4 separate regions of the Homo sapiens genome follow, and all the other regions are linked to region 2. The links are chromatin contacts, found by Hi-C or POLR2A ChIA-PET in ENCODE. All regions are on one chromosome and are shown on one strand. Each heading gives the region's core, a stretch centred on a gene start or an enhancer-like site at or near the end of the contact. The rest is flanking DNA. Distances are from core to core; before and after follow the strand shown. Region 1 holds the start of LACTB (lactamase beta). Region 2 holds the start of ANXA2 (annexin A2). Region 3 holds the start of TPM1-AS (TPM1 antisense RNA). Region 4 has its middle 73 kb from the start of MIR190A.

Region 1 (2,700 bases), core at 27-2,526, 2.7 Mb after region 2:
GGTTTTGTGAGTAGCCCCAGAAGCTTTACTTATTTAGCCCCACTATTTTCTTGCTAGGTATGGATACCATTATTGCCTTTTCCTCCTATTAAATAATTATTACCTCAATATATTTATTTTGAGGTATGTATATGTTTACTCAGTAAGTTTATTACCTCAATATGTTTGTCCTGATGGCTTGTCAGTTCAAGTCTGTGAGCTCTCTTCTTTATTCCACCTGCAAGAAAAGACAGGGCCATTTTGTATATGGGGCATATTGCCCCAGTGCTGAAGGTATAAAGCCTACAAGCTTTCAAAGATTGTGTGTGTGTGTGTGTGTGTGTGTGTGTGTATGTATGTATCCCAAAATATAAAAATTACAAAACTGATAAATGTTTAAGTAACTTCAAATTAACATATCAATTTCATTACACGTTAAACTAGGATTTTATACACATTTTACATTTTGTAGCAATTTGAGATTAGGTTTCTTATTTCACAAGAATGTCTGATCATTTACAGATGCTGAGAAATCATAGGTAATTGTAAATTATAATAGTTACTTTTGGATTAAAATTTTTCAAGCACGAAATTTTTAAAAAACACTTTATCTTTTATAGCAAAAGAAAGGTAATATAAGGTCTGGATGTAACTTCATGTCTTTGGTACGGTGTGGAGCTAGAATTCCAGAAGCAATAGATTTTAAAACATCTTTAGGGAAATGGGTGAATTGAAATGAGACATAAGGGAGATGGCAAGAGAGTGAAAAGAAGCGCGTTCTAAAGGGGGAAAGGAGAAAGGGAAAGGAAAGGAGAAAGGCATCTCTAAAGGGAAAGGAGATGCCTGCTGAGCGTCTACTGTGTGCCCTGCGCTGTTCCAGAAGTTGAGGATCCAAAACTAAGTCTAGGCTCCCCAAAGAAGTCCCACTCTGGTAAGGAATCTGACAAGTAGTTAAATGATACAAAGTGTTAACTGTTGTTAAAGAAGTGTGCACACTGAGGGGCAAGATGGTAAGGGCGAGAACTCCCATGGGACGGGAACTAGGAAGGCTTCTGGGAGGTGACGCTTGATCTGAGGGTAAGCAAAGGAAAAAAAGGAAAGAGAGACAGAAAGGAAAAACAAGGAAGAGACAAGAAAAGGGAGAGGAAGAAGGGCTCGATGCGATCGGCGCTCGGGTAGTCAGGCGTCGACTGCTAGGGTCTGACCGCGGTCCCCACCCCCGTCCCGCCCCCTGCCCTTCCCTCCGCCCCGCGCCGCGGCTGGCAGGGTGTGCGTGAGTTTGGTGGCGGCCGGCTGTGCAGAGACGCCATGTACCGGCTCATGTCAGCAGTGACTGCCCGGGCTGCCGCCCCCGGGGGCTTGGCCTCAAGCTGCGGACGACGCGGGGTCCATCAGCGCGCCGGGCTGCCGCCTCTCGGCCACGGCTGGGTCGGGGGCCTCGGGCTGGGGCTGGGGCTGGCGCTCGGGGTGAAGCTGGCAGGTGGGCTGAGGGGCGCGGCCCCGGCGCAGTCCCCCGCGGCCCCCGACCCTGAGGCGTCGCCTCTGGCCGAGCCGCCACAGGAGCAGTCCCTCGCCCCGTGGTCTCCGCAGACCCCGGCGCCGCCCTGCTCCAGGTGCTTCGCCAGAGCCATCGAGAGCAGCCGCGACCTGCTGCACAGGATCAAGGTGCGGCCACTGGAGCGGGGGGCGTAGGGGGCCGGGGATCCACCCCTGTCGGCGGTGCTGTCGGGGGCTGAGTGGACCCCACCCGGGGCGGCGGGGTGCCCGCGATCGGCTTCCGAGAAAGACTTCCCATTTCCCCACCGCCGAGCCGTGGTCAGACGCTCTTGGGGGTTCCCCAAATCTGGGTGGAGGTCACCGCCTGTCTCGGGGACCGCCCCTTCCCCCTAGGGGGCGGACAGGCACATCCCTTGCTGTTAGTGAGTGACCATGGCCTGGGACGAGGTGGGCGGGGCCCAGGTGGAGGGGGCGGGGCCCAGGCTCAGGGGGCGGGGCCTTGGAAGGTCCCCGAGGAGAGCGCTGGGCTTTTTCAGCAGGCCCGTAACTGTCGGTTCTTTCCCCTTCGGTCTTAGGATGAGGTGGGCGCACCGGGCATAGTGGTTGGAGTTTCTGTAGATGGAAAAGAAGTCTGGTCAGAAGGTGGGTTCAGAAAATTGTTGTTTTGTTCTGTGCCAGTTGGTAAATAAAATATTGTTTTACTGGTTAGAGTGGATCCCATGAAATGCTATTGCATTTACATAAAACGATGCATATTGTAGAGAAAACATCTAACATAATAAAGAGTCAGGTGTTTTTAAATCACGGTAAGGTTTAAAATGTGACTAATAAATTGGAGTCATGAGGATGGCTACCCACTCCCACTTTTCTCTTAGGACTGGATTTATTAGTCTGAAAGTTTTATACAGTAGTCCCTCCTTATCCTGGGGATATATTCCAAGACCCTCAGTGGATGCCTGAAAAAGTGGATGATATTGAACCCTGTATATACTATATTTTATCTTATATATACATATCTATGATAAAGTTTATAAATCAGGCATAGTAAGAGATTAGCAACAATAATAAAATAGAACAATCACAACAATACTCTGAGTGGCATGCAATTTAAAGCTTACGAATTGTTTATTTCTGGAATTTTCCATTTAATACTTTCGGACCATGGATAACTGAAACTGAGGAAAGCGAAACCACAGATAAGGGGTAACTACTGTGTAGAACAAT
Region 2 (2,700 bases), core at 188-2,687:
TGATTTAGTCTTCCTACACACACATTGCCCCTCACTACCCTCCACCTCCCCACCACCAATCCCATAATCAGGCAGTGCATGTTAAAAAGGTCTTTCAGGGCTAGCCTGGGAACGTCAGCACCTTCTGCAACACTGTTTCAGTGGGAAAGTGCATTCTGCATTCCAAGTCACCAAGTTCCAGACAGGCACAGTAGCACACACGTGTGAACAGAATCCATCAGTACAGTCTGGGGCCCAGGCCTTTGCACACCAACAACTTAAGGTTCTTGGTAATGGCCCAGCGTGCACCCATGAGGCCACTGCTCTTTTACACACGCACTCAGAACACCCACAGCTTTAAAACGGCAATCTTACTACAAAAATGACACTTTGCATTTGCACAGCACTTTGTTTTTTGTGTACTTTACACATTTATTACCTAATGACTGTGTTTTTTGAAATCTCCAATAACTCTGGGTGGTGGTAAGAATAGGCATCCTTAAGCCACCTTCCCAGATGAGGAAACTTATCTGTGTTCCCCTCCTTCTTCTCAACAGCCGGCTGATGGAACCCAAGCCCTCCACACCAGCAGTGGGGCCAGCTGCACAGAGCGGCCAGAAGGGAGAGGCCCCGGGGCCACGCCCTTCTCTCTACTCTCAGTTCCTGACTCATTGTCACATCATGGCGAGTAACAGGACAACCCTCCCCACAGAATCATGGGGGACACTACCTTCCTGAGGCCAATGTGTTCAACCAAGCGGGAAACTCTCCGGGTAGAGTGAAATCCGAAGTTGCTATGCTACAAGATAACCTAGAGCAAGGGGAATAACTGACGTTTTAATGTCTTCTTTTATGGGGGGCTGAGGGGTGCCTACTCACACTCCCCCCTCTCGTCTTCCCCCGCTACTTCCCTCCTGCTGGTCGGTTCAACTCCACAAGCGCGCGTTTGTTTCGAGTACAGTAACTTAGAGCAGATGGGGGGCACTTTCTAGAGGGCAGTGGAAAGCCCACTTGCTACTGCTGCGCCGGGGACCTGCGGCTCCCTGGGCGGCCACGCCCTGCCTCGGCGGCGCCTGGCGCGTCTGGAATGCGGGGCCTCCCTCCGCCCCTCTCCCCACGCCGCCTCGCCCCGCTCCCGCTAGGGCTTCTTAGAGAAGCCCGACCCCCCACCACCTCTGCCCTGCACCCTCCCGGCCCGAGGGCCGGTGGCCCCTCACCCCTGCCCCAAACACCTTGTCCCTGAGCCCCCTCCCCAAAGACTCTCCAGTGCCGGCCGTCCCTTCAGCCCCCTGCCCCCGACGGCCTCCGGGGCCAGTTGCCGGGGCCTCCCTGCCAGGCCGTACCCTTCTTCCCAGCGTCTCCACACCCCGCTAGCTGGCGGCCCATCGCGGGCGGGCAGGGCGCGCCCCGCTTACCTGGGCCGTGCGCCGAGAGCTGAGAGCGTCCCCAAATGCTGAGCAGAGCCGGCTGGCCTGGGTGGGGCTTTTATACCCGCCACATCCTCCCTAGGCGAGGCGAGGCCCGCCCCGCCCCGCCCCGCCTCCCCCTTACACGGCCCGCTCCCACCCCAAGTCAGGGGTGACTCACCCCGGCCCGCCGGCCCGCAGGGACCGCGCCCTGGAACGCTCCCGAGCCGCGCCACGCGGGAGCGGCCCCAGCGCCCCTGGCCCTGCCCTCCGAGAAAGCCCGGCCGAGGCTGCCCCGAGGCCCACAGGGACCCCGTTTCTTCCTCCTTTCCTCATTTTACTTCTTAAGTGCCACGTCGAGCTCTCAGCCTCGGCTTGGGTTAATAAATTAACAAGACTTTAGTAGTAGACTCTGGGCTTGATTAAGTGTTTTTTTTTTTTTTTTTTTTTTTTTGGCGTTAATGCAATGGAGGAAAGAATTGTTCCAAGAAACATAAATCTGGACTCCCCTGAGCTGGGGCTGTTGGCATCCAGCGCCCCATTACCGTCTGCAAACATGTCAGCTTAACCTCTGGCCGCCAGTTCCCGGGGGGCGCCCGGGGAGGGAGGGAGATTCGCCCTGTGCTGCAAAGCCTGGCCCGCCCCGGCCTCCGAGGGCCAGGAAGCCCCGAGCCTGGGCTGGGAGGCCAAAGCCGGGAGCCAGGATCCCACCTCAGTCCCGCCCAGGGTGGCGCCCCTGTCCCTAGCACGGCTGTGCTCCGCTTCTCTCCGCGCCTGGGGCATCTCTGCGCGGCCTCGTAGCAGGCAGTCCTGAGCGGGGTGGGGCCCATAGCTTTGAACCCGGAGTTTCGTGTGTGTGTGTGTGTGTGTGTGTGTGTGTGTGTGTGTGTGTGTGTGTGTGTTTCGAACCCGGAGTTTCAACAAAGAACTTTCCTCTCCTTCTTTCATGACTGCTGGGGTGTGTGTGTGCGTGTGTGGTGTGTGTGTGTGTGTGTGTGTGTTTCTTGCAGCCGTTTAGCCAACTCCCTTGCTCGGTGTTGCTGTTACTCGCTTTTCTTCCGAGAGAGAGAGAGAGAGAGAGAGAGAGAGAGTTTCTTGCAGCACAGAGAGAGAGAGAGAGAGTGAGATAGAGAGTTTCTTGCAGCCAGTTAGCCAACTCCCTTGCTCGGTTTTGCTGTTTCTCACTTTTCTTCCGTGTGTGTGTGTGTGTGTGTGTGTTTCTTGCAGCCGTTTAGCCAACTCTCTTGCTCGGTTTTGCTGTTTCTCGCTTTTCTTCCGTGTGTGTGTGTGTGTGTGTGTGTGTGTGTGTGTTTCT
Region 3 (2,700 bases), core at 1-2,500, 2.7 Mb after region 2:
AGCAGGAGTCGCTATTGCCCTTAGCAGCCAGCTCCGTTACCCCGGGTCACCACCGCGCCGCGGAGGGGCCCTAGAAGTGGAAGCCAGAGCCCTAGTGCAGTGGCCTCCCGGAGCGCCCAGCTCACCAGGTACCCCCGCAGCGCGCCGGGAGCGCCTTTCTCCCCGCCGCCGCGAGCATGCGCAGTGCCCCCAGCCAGTCCCGGGATCCACGGCGCGCGCCCCTCCCAGCCGCGCGCGCCCGCCTGCGGTTTGTCTGCGCAGCCCTGGAGGCTGCGACTTCCGGACTGCTCCTGGCCGCAGGGGGCGCCGCCATCGCACAGAGAGGCCTGGGCGGGGCGGACCGGCGCTGGGCAGCCAGGACAGCCGCGGCAGCCGGGTCCGCAGGGCAGCAGCCGGCCTCTCCCACTGCAGCCCTCCCGCCCGCCTACCGTCCGGCGCGATGGCGGGGAGTAGCTCGCTGGAGGCGGTGCGCAGGAAGATCCGGAGCCTGCAGGAGCAGGCGGACGCCGCTGAGGAGCGCGCGGGCACCCTGCAGCGCGAGCTGGACCACGAGAGGAAGCTGAGGGAGACCGTAAGGGATACACCCATCACCCCGCAGCCCCCAGAGGCGCATCCTCCCGGGGCAGCCCCGCAGGGCCCTCCTGCTTCCCCCCCCGCAGGCCCCGGTCCCTCGTCCCCACGCCTCCAGGGCGCACCTGGCGCACCTGGGCCAGCTGGCGGCGGGCTCTGGGGAGGGGCCCGGCCTGTTCTCCTGAGCCTTTGTTTTCCATCTCGCTGATCCAAAGTAAACGCTCCCAGGGGAAACGGGTGGTGTTGAGAAGGTTCTGGAAGGAGCATTTTCCCAGGAAGGGTCTGTTTCTGGGGTGGTGGCTTTCAGTCGTGTCTGTGCGTCCCCGGGAGGTGCACTTTGCGCTGCTGGCTTGCTTTACTCTGAGAGTGGAGAGGGAGGAGGTCCTTCCTCTTGGAGATCCGTACTTTGAGAAGGGGCGCCGACAGGTCAAGTGGGAGAGGCACTGTGGACTTGGGGCCCGGGGATGCTACACTCCGCCGTTCCCGTCGACCCTGTGGTTTCCCGGCGGCCTGTGTCTCCGAGGCGGTAGACAGACATTGACAGCTTGACAGCGCCGCGTTCTGCTGGAAGAGCTAAACTATAGTGCAAAACCCTTAACCCGTCCCTTTTTTCAGCAGTCCTCCTCCCCTTTTCTCTCATACAGATAGATAATGCTTTGTTACCAAGTCTTGGAAAAAGTTGGCGAAATGTCAACAGTTATTGGGTGTATTCTCTTGCGGGCTTCCCCTCCCCCTTGTTAAATGTAATACCTGGCTTCCTTCCTTTCTTCTAAGGCAAATGTATCCAGCAAACACGAACAGGATTTCAGAGGTAGTCTAGTATTGGATATTTGTCGATTTTGTGTGTGTGTGTTTTTAATGAAGATACTGAAACAAACACCTTGGGAGTTTTATGACAATTGATAGTATGATGTCCTGCTGTGCTTAATATACGGGGTTGTTCTGAGTTGAGTAAATCGTTCTAGTTAAGTGTTTGTAAATGGCTGTATGGCTGGCCACAGAAACTTCAAGACCTGAAATGGTCCTCTTCAGAGGAAAGCTCAACTAGAGAAAGTTTCAGATAAAATACAAGCAGGAATAAGGAAATTAATAGGCAAAAGATAATTCTCAGTATTTGCTTTATAGGACGAGTCAGCAAAAGTCCTGTGGATATCCCTGAACTTGGCTGGGTGGTAAACTAATTCCGACTCCCTTACTCGCTAGTAGCTGTCCTTGAACCATTAGAACTATATAGAATATGATGGATAAAAACAAGAACTTTGGACCCAGACTGTCAGAACTTGAATCCTGTCTCCACTACTTACTAGCAGTGGGCAAGTTACTTAATCTCTGTGTTTCAGTTCCCTGTGTGTAAAGTGTGGATAGTAACAGCATCTACCTGTCGGTTAAAGGAGTTACTATGTAAAGACAGTACACTGATGCTTGGCGCAAAAGGGTAAGTGCTGTGTGCCCGCTGTCATTAAAACTGCACAGCCCTGGCAGCCCAGTGCTCCTTCACCTTCAGTTCCCCACCCAGCAAGAGGTCTTAAAGATGGCCTGCTCATTTCATGACATCATAAAACACTTCATTTACTGCTTTTAATCAACATTTGTTGGGGCGGGGGGCTTGAATGAAGAGGAAGTGGGCGGGCTGGTAGGCATGTTTGATGGGTTAAAGTGGTATCAGTGGTAGAAGTCTGAGGTCTCCTCACCCTGCTAAGAAAGAGTATGTGTGACCCTATGCAGGAGAGCCTTGTATTGGCTCCTGGCCTAGTGATTGATGTTAGACACAAAAGATAAATTTTATGAAGGGCACATTATTACTTTTATTCTTACCTTCTCTTTTGCACGTCGTTTTTATAACAGAACTCTTCCTGTGCCAGTTGGCTAAAGATAGTACTTTCGTTCTTTTCACGGCTTTATATCAAAAGTAGTTTAAGTAGTTTCAATTTTTTTAAGTAATCTTTGCAAACAATCTACCTGGGTGATTGATTGAACACAGAACCTTTTAAGACAGCAACTTGAAGACTGGATCAGACCATTGAAGAGAGACTTTCAGGCTGCAAGTTGTTCCTAACTTCTGAAATTGGAACTTAAATGTAGCTGACTTAGGTATTTAGATGTAGCTTGGGCTGTGAGTTAAGCTAGCAG
Region 4 (2,700 bases), core at 84-2,583, 2.5 Mb after region 2:
TGTTTTATCTGATTCCACAGCCATTCCTTCCAACCTTAAGCTCTACCGCCTGTGTGGTGCTGGGTGTGAGTCGGAGCTAGCCTGGGTTTACCTGAGTTGCAGGGTCACCCCTCATCGCACCCTTGTCAGTCCTCAAATAGGGGTGCAACTGTTCCATGAAAGGGAACAAAGAGACTGAGCTACTAGACACCAAGCTGTTTAGGACTGAACCCATTCCTGTCCAAACGGAAGTGATCCAGAGGGACTCTGAATATTACAGAAGTCAAGAGATTTCATCATCTTTATTCAAAGAAAGGGGTTTGTTTGTTGATTTTTTGGATTTTTTTTTTGGACCACAGCTCTATCTACTCCCTGAAGAGTAAGGATTATTAAGTAAATCAGGTAATTATTGACTAAGAAGTGACTGGCCACTGCAATTGATAAATTAACCATGTCTGTTTTTCTTATGTAGCTCACTGGAAAAGAATGTGGGGGATTTCCTCTTCTTCTTCTCCAGAGGCCTTCCTGTCTTGAAGGCTAGGCTTCTCTTGCTCTGGGGGAAAGTTAAAGGCCTTTCTTTGATTTTCTAAGGGTCTGTAGACCTAACACTTACTGTTAGAGATTGCGAGGGCTGGGGAGGGGGCCAAGGGCTAGAGGTCATTCAAGGACTGGCAGGACCCTTGGGTGCCCAGCCTCTTACCCAGGACCCTGAGGTGCCAAGGCCTCTGGGGAGTGGCTGGGTGGGCAGTGTGCTTCTGGGGACTGGACACTTGCACTGTGGCCTTGAATTTGGAGGATGCCGTGAGCAGCAGCCTTTTACTGGTTTACCTGGGCATGGACAATGAGCCACTGGGCAGTGATCGTCACAGACCTGATGCCCTTCCCCCAAGTTTCAAGGATCCTGAGGCCTCAGAGTTCTGCATAGGAGGAGAGGAGGGGCCTTGAAAAGAGGCTGGGATTGAATTTTTCTGAGGTCCTAGTAGGTGTGGGGTCTAAGGACGATTTGATTTAGAAATTCATGAAATGTGTCATTTCTTGCCCCAAGCTTTGTGGAACAAGTAATACCAGTTACACTAGTGATGACCAAATCCTGCTGTAAATTGTTCTAACATATTGTATAAAACAGGCCTTACCACTTTTGTAATCCCTTGCAAATGGCTGATCGATAACCAACACAATATAATATTCCAAGCCCTTCTTTTGGTAGAAAAAATTTCCTCTAGCCTGGTAATTTAAATTCCAAATTACCTCCAGATGATGCTATTTAAATGCCCTGTGATTAAATCTGCACAAAGTGGAGTTTCTGTGGGAAACTTCGCTGCCTCCTAGGGCATCCTGCGGTGTTTTTTTAAAGGCCGGGGATCTAGAAAGGCTACTCAGGGCCTCGGAATCTTTGTCTACATGACTCAGCCTTGGGGCCCCGGGCCCTGGACACTTGCCCAGAGCTGAACATTCAGCTGGACGCGCCACAGAAGGAGCATGCGGGGAGCCAGGAAATATCTCCGGAATCTCACAATGCTTTCTCACCTACCCTTATTAGACCAAAGAGGCAGAGCCGCAGGGGTGGGGGCCGCGGGGCAGAGGGCAGCGCCTGCCGGGTGGGAGGGAACCTGTGTGTGCGCGCACACACTGTTCACGTCATAGTGTCTCCGTGTGTGTCTGCGTCTATGTATGTGTCTCTATGTGTCTGGGTATTTCTGTGTGTCTGTGTGTGCATCTCTGCATGTCTTTGCATATCTGTACATGTTTCTGTGTGCGTGGGTCTGTGTCTATGTGTGTATACATCTGTTCATATTTCTGTGTGTGTCTGTCTCTATGTGGCTGTGTCTCTGCATATCTTTGCATATCTGTACATGTTTTGGGGTGGGGGTCTGTATCTCTATGTGTCTGTGTGCCTACGTGTGTGTCTCTAAGTCTGTGTGGGTCGCTGTGTCTGTCTGTGGCTGGGAGCGGGGTCAGGAGTGCTTTTGGAGTCCCTGGTTTTCTAAGAATAGGAGGTTCACAGCAGGAGGGGGCTAACTCTTCAGTCCAGACCCCCCTCTGAGACCTGCAGACCACCTGCAGCCCCACCCAGTGTGGCCCCTGCCCCGCGTGTCTGTGGTCTGAGTGGCAGTCAGGAAAGAAAGCGAGGGCTGGGCGTGAACTTTGGTTAGGTTGAGATGCATGGGGAAGAAAGCAGAAGGGAGGGTGTGTGTGGGGAGCAGACCTGCACCCTCCCGAACAGCTGGGGAGGCCAAGGGGGGGGTAAGGCCCAAACCTCACTCCAAAGCTCCCAACATACAATCCAGCAGTTCCCAGTGGAAAACTTGCTGGGGTTTGCAAAGTACCCTCCTCCCCAAAACTGCATCTTTGAGCATGCACCCAGGCAAAGGCTCACACTTCTCTCTCTTCCCAACGCTGCTTTGGGAAACCCTCCTGCACCAGAGAATGTGGGACAGGGACACCCTTACTTTCGAATGCCAACTTTGGTTGGGCACTCCTCTGGACGCTTTCCATTGATCTCACTTAATGCACTTAACAGTGACCTAGGCTTTGTTATTCCTCTTTTACAAATAAGGAAACTGAGGTACAGGGAGGGGAAGCGGGTTGCTTAAGATAACAAGCTGATGAGTGTCAGAGCTGAGGCAGAACCCAGGTGTGCTGAATTCCGGAGTCATTTTCTTACCTGACAGCCCTCTACCTCTGGATGGCCCTCTCTTTACATTTAGAAGTGTGTGTGTG

The links. Hi-C counts contacts between places; a loop is a spot of excess contacts on that map. ChIA-PET counts read pairs that join two places held with the same protein, here RNA polymerase II (POLR2A). Pooled maps may share reads with other maps.
Region 1: a pooled map shows a loop between it and region 2 (11-fold over the local background). The contact joins the promoter of LACTB here to the promoter of ANXA2 in region 2. A Hi-C loop is called at or near these places in 1 of 37 single-sample maps with no recorded cell type and 6 of 50 pooled maps. POLR2A ChIA-PET finds 5 or more read pairs at or near these places in 2 of 52 experiments (BJ and RWPE1).
Region 3: a loop to region 2 is called in a pooled map, with 3 times the contacts of the local background. The contact joins the promoter of TPM1-AS here to the promoter of ANXA2 in region 2. A Hi-C loop is called at or near these places in 4 of 50 pooled maps. POLR2A ChIA-PET finds 5 or more read pairs at or near these places in 2 of 52 experiments (AG04450 and CD8-positive, alpha-beta memory T cell).
Region 4: a map of endothelial cell of umbilical vein shows a loop between it and region 2 (6-fold over the local background). The contact joins the enhancer-like site here to the promoter of ANXA2 in region 2. A Hi-C loop is called at or near these places in 1 of 168 maps with a recorded cell type or tissue (endothelial cell of umbilical vein) and 1 of 50 pooled maps. POLR2A ChIA-PET finds 5 or more read pairs at or near these places in 2 of 52 experiments (BJ and Panc1).

Annotation. Positions count from the first base shown.
Region 1 is chr15:63,120,585-63,123,284 of GRCh38, forward strand. LACTB (lactamase beta) reads left to right here and starts at 1,277. Exons shown (of 6, transcript NM_032857.5): 1 at 1,277-1,644; 2 at 2,052-2,118. The coding sequence starts at 1,288. LOC107984798 (a long non-coding RNA gene) reads right to left here and starts at 1,183. Exons shown (of 2, transcript XR_001751584.1): 1 at 156-1,183. RefSeq lists silencers at 1,166-1,745, 1,766-1,835, 1,846-2,035.
Region 2 is chr15:60,396,549-60,399,248 of GRCh38, forward strand. ANXA2 (annexin A2) reads right to left here and starts at 1,438. Exons shown (of 13, transcript NM_004039.3): 1 at 1,395-1,438. RefSeq lists enhancers at 1-375, 376-967, 461-510, 571-620, 641-830 and silencers at 991-1,130, 1,201-1,740, 1,861-2,170.
Region 3 is chr15:63,048,137-63,050,836 of GRCh38, forward strand. It overlaps TPM1-AS (TPM1 antisense RNA), which reads right to left and starts at 1,251. Exons shown (of 2, transcript NR_147233.2): 1 at 705-1,251; 2 at 1-559. All of the region lies in intron 2 of TPM1 (tropomyosin 1), which reads left to right. RefSeq lists a silencer at 58-717.
Region 4 is chr15:62,895,763-62,898,462 of GRCh38, forward strand. No RefSeq gene overlaps it. Among named protein-coding and RNA genes, the nearest start is that of MIR190A, 73 kb to the left of the region's middle. RefSeq lists an enhancer at 1,833-2,598. Within about 2 kb of position 1,334, at least 22 of the 41 ENCODE cell types and tissues checked have a DNase peak (open chromatin) inside an H3K27ac peak, as active enhancers do; they include Panc1 and endothelial cell of umbilical vein, where a contact is called at or near this core.